Linked DNA regions of Homo sapiens: region 2 is linked to region 1. Evidence: chromatin contacts called from ENCODE Hi-C or POLR2A ChIA-PET data. All regions are on one chromosome and are shown on one strand. The core of a region is the stretch at or near the end of the contact, and the rest is flanking DNA. Distances in the headings are between cores, read along the strand shown.

Region 1 (5,630 bases), core at 2,405-4,904:
TTTATTTTTGTGTAAAAGTGACCAACATCAAGTTACACATTTGCTCCAGATGTTGCACCCAAAAAAGCTAAACTAGCCAGTGCATAACAGTGTCACCTCGGCTCCGGAAGTGAGAAAGCTGAAGCCTCCACATGCTTGGAGAGCAATGATGGTTAGGCCAAGGGCTGGGACATTGAAGGCTGTTGTGTTTTGTGGCTAAGTGTGGCCACTGTGAACATCTGGCCCATCCAGATACTCAAACTGGTCACACACTCAGCTAGTAGCGATCTGCTGGTATGTGGGTCTGTATTGCATTACTTTGTGTGTGAATGTTAGGGAAAGTCATAGAATTGGATTTAATAGAAAAACAGTTCTTCACTTGGACTCAAGCAAGGGAGGAGGAGCTTGTGGCCACCATTAAGGGGCTTCACGCACATTCCCTTTCTCCAGGGCACACCTGGAATGGCACTGCCCTCTTGCCTGGAGTGCAGGTCAGGAATATGACTTGCTTTGGCCAATGAAATGTGAGTGAAAGCCTCAAGTGCCAGTGTGCCCTTATTGGTAGTCACTGCTCATCAGTACATTAGACCCACCCAAAGTGCTTAAAATTCAGATTCCCAAGCTAAACTCCAGACCAATTGGAATAGAACTCTCCAAGTAGAACCAAGGCAACAATATGTTTTAAAGCTCTTGGGTGTTTACAGCGTTGGGCCCAGGTTGAGTCCCACTGCTTGAGCTCCTGGTTCTATTTCATGTCTCTTCATAGCACTTATTAAAATAGTGCTAATATTATTAATTGGTGCTAATAGTGCCAATTACTGTTGGCATGGTGTTATATATTTATTTGTTTTCTAGAATTTGCTGTTGTGCTTTGAGCTGAGCCATATGCTGGGAGCATGATTGGCCTCCTTCCAGCACCCCCACAACACCTACCGAGGCCCTGGGCTTCCCTATCAGGTGCACGAAGGGTCCCTGGACTCTATGCCCAAGTGCTACTATATTTTTGCTTGGCATGTATGCTTCTCATTGTGTAAAACTGCTATTCTTTTGATAATTCAAGTAGCTGTTTCATTTACTATAGCTTTGAAAACAAAAAATTGTGAGAAAAAACATCCAATGATTGTGCTGTGGTTGGAGGCTTCATTACCAAGGTGTTTATGTCTTCCTTTTACCTCTCATTTTAAGGAGCTATCTGGATAGAGGCAAGAGGCAGAGAAATTCTCTGCAGACAGGGGTGGATCTGTGGCAAAACCCCACCTTCTGGAAATCCTGAAACCTGCCACCCAAAGTGAGAACTTCTATCCCTGTGTGCCCACTGTCTCCTGATTGGTTCTTTCTGAATAACGTCTTTTTGCCAATCAGATGTTGCCTTTTCCAAAGCAATCTATGGCCTGCCCTACCCCTCATCCTGTGCCTACAAAGACCCCAGGCTCAGCCTGTAGAGAGGAGAAGCAGCTGGACACTGGGAAGAGGCACCTTGACTTCAGAGACAGCAGCTGGATGTCAAACAGAGGCTTTCAAGGGAGAGCAACCTGCCCTTCCCATCTCCTTTCCAGCTCCCCTTTCGGCTGAGATCTGCTTTCATTGATCAATAAAATTATCCTCATCCACCATCCTTCAATTCGTTCATGTGACCTCATTCTTCTTGGGCACCAAACAAGGATTCAGTATGCACCAAGGGCTGATACCCAAAAAGGCTGTCAACACTGGTCCCTTTCCCTCACTGGCAGAGGGCAGCTGCCCCATACGATGAGGCAAAGGGCCCACTGAGCTGATAACACACTGCTGTCTGTGGACAGTGGAGCTAAGAGAGCATTGTAACACGCCCTCTGGGGCTCTGGGGTCACAGGCACCCCCACCTAGACACTGCTGCGGGGCCTGCCTGGAGTTTGCTCCTGCTGGCACCAAAGCAGCCAGCTGGTTCCTGCACTCACTTGCCTACATGCTCCCTCCTGTGAGGGGTGGAGCATGGCAGACCTGAAGGAATGGAGCAGCCAGCCGGTTCCTCCATTCATTTGCTTGTGTGCTCCCTCCTACAAGGGGTTAAGCGGGGTGGGCTGAGTAAACAGGGCACCCCTGTCACGAGTCCCACGAAACAGTCAAGAAAATAATCCTGCATCAATTTGACTCCTCGTCCTCCCCTAATGGTTTGCAGTCTTTCCTATGTCATAATAAAGCTACATTTTATTCTGGAAAAAAATTTGCTCTACAAGTTTAGAGACTTGCTGCATTTTGTTCGCTGCCAATTCCTTAGGACTTAGAACAGTTTCTTGCAAATTATAGGGGCTCTTATTTAATTTCATAAAAGGAAGGACATTCCTCCCTGCAAAAGATAAAGAAGATGATTTCAGAAAAATATAACAGATCTTTTCTAAGAAAGAAAACTTGACAGCTTTATACTGATTTTTTACAAAAACTGTGATTACTAGAAAAGATATTGCACACTATTACATTATGGGTTGTGTTAAGATGAGATTTTTCCTTGACTTTGACCCCCTTCGTGGAACTGGAGTGACTCATTTCACTCAGCCTGCAGCCTGCAGTCTGTGGATGGCTAAGTGTTAACAGCTCAGTAAAAGGTTAGGGTGACAGCCTTCTGCACCTGCTCTTTTTGACACCCGAGTTGTTGTTCAATATTCTGGGAGAATCAGGTCACATGAACTGTTTGAAAGATGATTGGTGCAGAAGACTATTGAGCAGTGCAAGTGGCTCTCGGTGGAAGGGGAGCTGGAAAGGGGATCGAGTGGGAAGAAGGTGATCTTTCCCTGAAGCCCAGCCTGTCTCCAGCCAGGCTCCCCTCTGAAGCCGCACCGTCTGAAGTTAGCTGCGTTTATCCATATTCTACAGTACGCAGTTGCTGCTTCTCTGCTCACCACTCAGCTGCTTGTATCCCCGACAGTCAGCAGCTTTTGTATGTGTGTGTTTTTTTTCCCTCTACCAGCTGAAGTCTGGTTTTTTGTGGGCACAGGATAGGGGGCGGGGTGGGCCAAAAAGGAAATCATTTGGGTGGAAAAATGGGGTTGGCTGTTTTCACTTAGGGCCAAGGTTCCAGGCTTCAGGATAGAGTTTAGCCAGGAGCCCAGCCCTTCTTGGATCAGTGCAATTATTTGTCCCTTAGATACATGTCTTTAAATTAGGAGTCTGTATTCAACATTACAAGAGAAGTGAAACTCAAATGTCCAGCTTGTACAAGTACTTCATTTTCAGTGGTGTACCGAAAATGGAAGCAACACTCACTGCTCTTTCACTCAATTTGAGATAGTTCCCCAAGATACCAAGCAGATACCTAGCAGAGCCCAGGAAAACCAGCCCTCACCACCCCTCCAGAGCTGAGGGCTGGGAGCTGCCCTCATGCATGAGTAATGACTAAGTGTGGGAGGGCCCTGCCATCCCTTTCCAGCCTTCAGTGGCCAAACCCTGGGACTGTTCTTTCTCTCATTCCTTTGCAGGGAAGACAAGGGAAAATGTATATAATCCTTCTGAGACATGAAGATCCCAGGATGGTACGTCTTTCCCCATCTCAACAGGGAAACAGTGGTTTCCTTAATCTTTGAACAAAGAAGAAACTTCCTATTTCATCTCTAAGAGCAGAAAGTGGAACAGATGATAAGCTGTTTGTGAAGGGTTCCATCCTCTGAAGGGTGTGAATATCTTCATGTCAACAGGAAACCCAGGGCCCTTGTGTAACTCTGAAAAGAAGAAATGTGCCTTCTACTCCTGATTAAGTCAGGTTCATCATAAATAGAGGAGCTGGGCATTTCTTGGTGGCTGGATAATCTTTTCCTCTAGGTGCCATCCTGGGGAAATAGATTATTAAATAATCTATCTCTTCTCAAAACCTAGGAAACTTAAAGAAGAGTTAAGTCAATTTACCTCACAAAAGGGAAAATCAGGCCAGAGAGTTCTTTTCACCATGTTTATATGAGTTTCTGAAAATAGCAATACAAAGACTACAACCTCACTTAAAATTTCAAACAACGTAGGATTAAAATGTAGACAGCTCCCAATTTTACATTATCCATTTCACTCCTGAAGGGCAAATGCTATATGCAGTTTGGGATGGGACCTTCGAGACATTTGCTATGTATACACCACACACACACACACACACACACACACACACACACACACACACACACACAATGATTTCCTCCATTCTATGACGCCATCAAATGTAAAGCCCAGGAGTGAACTGGTGCCACTTCTCAAGGCTACTGTCCCCTCCTGTTGTGTCCTCTCCCGTTGTGCCCCAAGTGTAGGCACAGCCCAATCCCTTTCTCCACAGCAAGACTAATCAAGTAAATGATGGTTTGCATAGCGATACTGACATTTTTGAGGGACAGCTAGCAGGAATTCCATCCCATAACAAGCCAGAAAATCTAACTAGATTATTGCTCTGGAATTGGACAGCCTGGGTTCGTATCCCAGTTTTTCTACTCACTAATGACCTGACTTTGAGAAAATTACCGAGGTGTCTTAACTTTCTTATGTGTGAAATGAAGATAATAATAGTACCTGCCTTATAGGGTTGTTCACAAAATTATATTAAATACATGAGAAGAGTCTATAGCCATGCTGGGTAAGAAGGAGTGCTCAGCAAATGTTAAATTTGTTTTACTCTTCCAAAAATCCATGTGTCATACTACAAGGCAGGGGTCAGCAAACTTTTTCAGTAAAGGGTCACATAGTAAATATTTTAGGCTTTGGAACCCATATGATCTCTGTAAAACTACTCAACTTTACATGGGGGAAAGAAGCCCTAGACAATATGTAAGTGCATGGGTCTGGCATGTTCCAATAAAGCTTTATTTATGACATGTGAATTTTATATACTATTCACAAGTCATGAAATATTCTTTTAAAAAATTTATTTCTCAATCATTTTAATGTAAAACAAACAAACAAAAAAACAAACAAACCATCCTTCACTCCTGGGCCATGCAAAATCAGGTAGTGGGCTGGATTTGGCCTACAGGCTGTAGTTCACCAACGAATCCCACCACCAGCATCACAGGTGTACCCACCTGGCCGTTTCTGTGCCCTCTCTTTTCCAGGTCTCCATTTCCCTGTTTTTGCTCATGTTTCATCTATAGGAGAAAGCAAAACTTGGTAATCACCTTTCTACTCAAGAAGAGCCCTTTCCCATTAGGACACAGGGAGCATGGTCCCTCTGTCTCAGGCTCTACACTACAGGTTGAGCTCTGCCCTCACCTTTGCAAACTAGAGGGCCTGGGGAAAATGGTCACATGTGTTATACGTGGAAGCCTGCCTTCTGTTGGGGACATATATTTTAATGGCTGCATAGAAGTCAACTGCTTGAGCCCACAAACTTCTTTAACTTGTCCCTTGGTGATTGTTATGGTTTGGATGTGTGTCTCCGCCCAAATCTCATGTTGAATTGTAATCCCCAGTATTGGATTTGGGGCCTGGTGGGAGATGATTGGATCATAGGGGTGGCTTTCTCATAAATGACTTAGCGTCATCCCACCATCCTCTTGGTGCTGTCCTTGCAATAGTGAGTGACTTCTTGCAAGATCTGGCTGTTTAAAAGCATGGCACCTCACTCTCACTCTCTCGCTCTCTCTCCTGTTCCCACCATGTGAGATACCTGCTCCCCCTTCACTTTCTACCATGATTGTAAGCTTCCTGAG
Region 2 (4,884 bases), core at 1,938-4,437, 300 kb before region 1:
TTCCTCTTGAGTCCCAGAACAGCATTCTTTCTAGGCTGCTATATGAATAAGACAAAGGGGGGGGTCTTTTCTTCATGGAAGTCCCTTCTCTCTCACTAGAGCGAGAGCTGTTTTCCTTTCTCTGTCTTTTGCCTATTAAATCTCTGCTCCTAAACTCCTGTGTATGTCTGTGTGCTAAATTTTCTTAGCACAAGATGATGGACCCAGGTATTTACCACAGACAACATAGCTGCTTCACTGACATGTCAGCAAAAGGGACACAACTGGAGATACTGGTTATTTTACCAAGGCTTTGACTGGAATGGTGAAATTTGCTTTAAGGAATCAAACTTGACTTATAGAGCCAATACAAGCTCCTTGGGAAAACTGGCCTCACACCTTGTCTACACAGTCCCTGTACAGGGTTCCTGACCTTTGGCTGACACAGCAAGAAAGCCCTCACCAGATGCTGATCCCTCAGTCTTGGACTTCTCAGCCAACAGAACCATGAGCAAATAAATTTCTGTTGATTATAGATGGAAAAAAAAAAGGCAAAGGGGATCCTACATTACAGTCCCAGTGGGCAAAGCAGTCAGCCCCTAAACTTCCTATGCAACTCTTGAATCTCCAAAAAAGTTATAAGCAGATGCATCACAAAGAAAACTCTGTCTATGGGGCAATAATCAGCTATCAGCAAATCTTGATACTTTGAAGGTGGAACCCAGGGACTGTGGAAATAAATAAGGATCTTCTAATTCTAGATTTTCTTGAAGGCAAAAACTTTGTGAGGCTTACATAAAATGTGTGACATGGAGTACATGCCCTCTGCTTTCAACAGTGAGGGTCTCTTCAATCTTGTACTAGTCCCTGGAGGGCTTTAGCACCCTCCCAGTGGCTAACTTACGACATTGTATTTCCTAGAATCTAGGCAGGTGTCTCAACCTTAGTGCTGAATAATTCTTTCTCACAGGGCACTGATAATTCTGTGTCTTGTAGAATGTCTAGCAGCATCCCTGACCTCTACCCATTAGATGCTGGCTGCATCCCCACTCAGTGACATTCAAAAATGTCTTCTAAACATCTGCACTAATATGTTTATCACAGCTCTATTCACAATAGCAAAGATATGGAATCAACCTAAGTGTTTAGCAATGGAGAATTGGACAAAGAAAATATGATATATATATCATTATACTATATATAGAATAATTATATATTATTGTACATATAATTGTATATAAAATATTTAACTATTATATATAATATATTAATATAATATAGTATATATAGTGTATACATAGTATAACATATAGTATATATTTATATATTATATTTATATATTATAGTAATATAATAATATATAATATATAATTATTATGTATATAATATAATATATTGTTTATATAATGTAATATATTAAATGTTATTATATATTACATAATATATTATGTACATGTATACTAATATATAATATATTATATAATTATATATAATATATACACACATCATGAAATACTATTCAGCCATAAAAAAGAATGAAATCATGTCTTTTGCAGCAACATGGATGGAACTAGAGGCCATTATCCTAAGTGAAATCACTCAGAAACAGTCAAATATGGAATGTTTTCATTTATAAGTGGGAGCTGAAGAGTGGGTACACATGGACACACAGAATAGAATCACAGATATTGGAGACTACAAAAGGTGGGAGGGTTGGAGGGGGTGAGTGTTGAAAAATTACCTATTGGGTACAATGTTCACTATTCAGGTGATAGGTACACTAAAAGCTAAGACTTCATCACTATGCAAAATACACATGTAAGAAACCTGCACTTGCACCTCTCAAATACCTAGGAACAAAAAATAAACTTAGGCCGAGCTGGGGGTGGCTCACATCTGTAGTCCCAGCACTTTAGGAGGCCTAGATGGGTGGATTGCTGGAGCTCAGAAATTCGAGACTAGCCTGATCAACATGGCAAAACCCCGTCTCTACCAAAAATGCAAAAATTAGCCAGGTGTGGTGGCTCACGCCTGTAATCCCAACTGCTCAGGAGGCTGAGGCAGGAGGATTGCTTGAATCTGGGGAGGTGGAGGTTGCAGTGAGCCTTGATCACGCCACTGCACTCCAGCTTGGGTGACAGAGTGAGACCACAACTCAAAAAAAATTGAAATAAAATATATAAAATTTTAAAGTCTTCAAGCCTGGCATGGTGGGACACCTCTGTAGTCCTAGCTACTTGGGAGGCTGAGGCAGAAGGATCACTTGAACCCAGGAGTTGGAGGCTGCAGTGAGCCAAGACCCTCTCTCTAATTAATTTTTTTTTAAAAAGTCTTCAGACATTACTTATTGCCCTCTGCCCATTGAGAATCACAGATCTGAAGCATTGGACCAGTTCTTGCTGTACTGCTGAGTATGACATCCTGCCTGGGTCCTTGTGATGGCCAAAGAAACACACTTGGTTCAGCCTCACCAGTGAGTCCTTCAGGCAAAACTCAAACCCCAATACTCCAGCTGTCAGGACCAACACCCAGATGTGCCTGAGGAGACACGATCATCTCAGTGGAAGTCTTTGCACACAGCCACCAAAAGCTTATAGCCTGGTAAACCCATCTGCTCACATCACTGGCCACAAAAGCAAGTGCGAGCTACAGACTCCATTGGAAGCAATCATCTCTGGCCTCCTCTATGTCTTCCATTGCCCAAGACCCTGGACACCTCGCTCCAGACCACAGCTGCACAACTGCCGCTGCGCTTTTCATTTTGGTCACTCTCCAGATGGTCCGTCTAGCTTCTTGGCCTGTAACATTCTCATATCTAAGCCCTCCTTCTGGCTACTGTGCCTCCTTTGACTCAAAGGAGAGACTCCTTGCTCCTGTCCCAGCCAGCCACAACTCCCCGAAAAGCAAGGGTGTGTGGGATTCAGACAGAGTTTAAGAAACCAGCAAGAGTACACAGGTGCCCCAGCAGTTTCCATTCCTGACACCGGTAAACAAATCCAGAGGTTCCTTCTGAGCTTCCCACTCGGCTTCAGAAGGGCCACCGGGACTGGGAACAGCTCCAAGAGGAAGAACGGAGGGGAAATGAGAAGAATGTTTGTATTGTTTCATGTTTCACAAAGACCTGTCAGGGTGAGCAGTAACCCACGCCAACAGGGCTTAGTCAAGCAACCAGTACCGGCCAACGGACAGTGAAACTGAAAGGAAAACTTGCAGAGCTTTCGTGGAAAGTCCATCAGTGAGAATGTCCTGGATGAATACGGTGTAAACTGTCTCCCAGGCCCTGTTTCATTTTTCCTTAGATGTCAATGGGAAACCACACATTTGCAGAATCAATTGTTTCTGCTTTCTAGAAGAAAGCGTCCTTTGAGATTAGCAGCATAACAATAAATACGTAATTAAATAAATAAGGAAAAACAATTCACAGGTTCCAAGGATTAGAAGGACAAAAAATAAATAGTGGCTGGATGTGGTGGCTCATGCCTGTAATCCCAGCACTTTGGGAGGCTGAGGCGGGTGGAGACCATGAGACCAGCGTGGTCAACATGGTAAAACCCCATCTCTACTAATAATACAAAAATTAGCTTGGCATGGCAGTTTGCACCTGTAACCTCAGCTACTTGGGAGGCTGAGGCATGAGAATTGCTTGAACCCGGGAGGTGGAGGCTGCAGTGAGCCAAGATTGCACCACTGCACTCCAGCCTGGGTGACAGAGTGAAACTGGGTCTCAAAAAAAAAAAAAAAAAAGACAAAAAATAAATAAGAAGAATAAATTAAAAAATAATAAAAGAAAGAGATTAGCAGGGTGGAAGCAGACGGCACAGAGAAGAGGGGGCACCGGCCCCCAGATGGGCTGTGGGAGCAATGCCAAGGTTGGAGGTGGTGGGAGAAAGGCGGAATCTCTATAGCCTGATAGAGGTTGAAGATGCTTTTGCAAAGCTAGTGTACTTAATTAATTGCGGGAAACAAAGGGTCTTTCTGATCCATACAAAGTATACTTTCATTGGGTAACCTGATCATTAAAAGAGATTTCAACTAAGACAGATGATGAGGACCTTCCAAAAGTCAGTCACTCGACAGACGTCCAAAGTGCCAGTGCCCAGTAAGAACGCACGCTGTCTCGCCCAGGTGGCATGAAACGCCATGAGGCCCTGGAACAAGGGTTACAATTATTTTCTTCTTTAAAAAATTTTTTATTTGTATAAATGTATGTGGTGCAAGTGTAACTTATTACAGGGATATATTGCATAGTGGTAAATTCGGGGCTTTTAGTGTATCCATCACCCGAATAATGTACACCGTACCTATTAAGTAATTTCTCATCACCCCCCTTCCTCTAAGTCTCCAATCTCTATCATTTCACACTCTATGTCCATGTGTGTACATTATTTTATTATTATTATTTTTTGAGACAGGGTCTTTCTCTGTTGCCCAGGCTGGAGCACAGTGGTGTGATCACAGCTCACTGAAGCCTCAACTTCCCAGGCTCAATCAATCCTCCAGCCTCAGCCTTCTGAGTAGCTGGGACCACAGATATGCACCGCCATACCCCAAAGAGATGGGGTTTTGCCATGTTGCCCAGGCTGGTCTTGAACTTCTGGGCTTAAGTGATCTGCCCGTCTTGGCCTCCCAAAATGCTGGGATGACAGGTGTAGCCACCGTGCCCAGCCCTGCACACATTATTTAGCTCCCACTTATAAGTGATCTCAGCCCTTGTTGCTGCTGTTTCTTGAGAAGGGAAATTGAATTTCTAATATGCAGGGGATCTCTTCCCTAATTTCCTGCACTGTTATGGAGTCTTTTCTGTTTTTCATATTTCTTCATCAATTCATCGGAGGTCTAGAAAGGAGATGCCTTGGGCTATCATTTTACTCAGAAACTGTCTTTTTTTTTTAATCTTTTATCAAA

The links. Hi-C counts contacts between places; a loop is a spot of excess contacts on that map. ChIA-PET counts read pairs that join two places held with the same protein, here RNA polymerase II (POLR2A). Pooled maps may share reads with other maps.
Region 2: a loop to region 1 is called in a pooled map, with 2.3 times the contacts of the local background. The contact joins two enhancer-like sites. A Hi-C loop is called at or near these places in 2 of 168 maps with a recorded cell type or tissue (chondrocyte and mammary epithelial cell), 2 of 37 single-sample maps with no recorded cell type and 9 of 50 pooled maps. POLR2A ChIA-PET finds 5 or more read pairs at or near these places in 1 of 52 experiments (HEK293).

What each region holds. Positions count from the first base shown.
Region 1 is chr10:30,283,060-30,288,689 of GRCh38, reverse strand. No RefSeq gene overlaps it. Among named protein-coding and RNA genes, the nearest start is that of MTPAP, 63 kb to the left of the region's middle. RefSeq lists an enhancer at 3,478-3,557. Within about 2 kb of position 3,654, at least 3 of the 41 ENCODE cell types and tissues checked have a DNase peak (open chromatin) inside an H3K27ac peak, as active enhancers do.
Region 2 is chr10:30,582,139-30,587,022 of GRCh38, reverse strand. No RefSeq gene overlaps it. Among named protein-coding and RNA genes, the nearest start is that of LYZL2, 45 kb to the left of the region's middle. Within about 2 kb of position 3,187, at least 30 of the 41 ENCODE cell types and tissues checked have a DNase peak (open chromatin) inside an H3K27ac peak, as active enhancers do.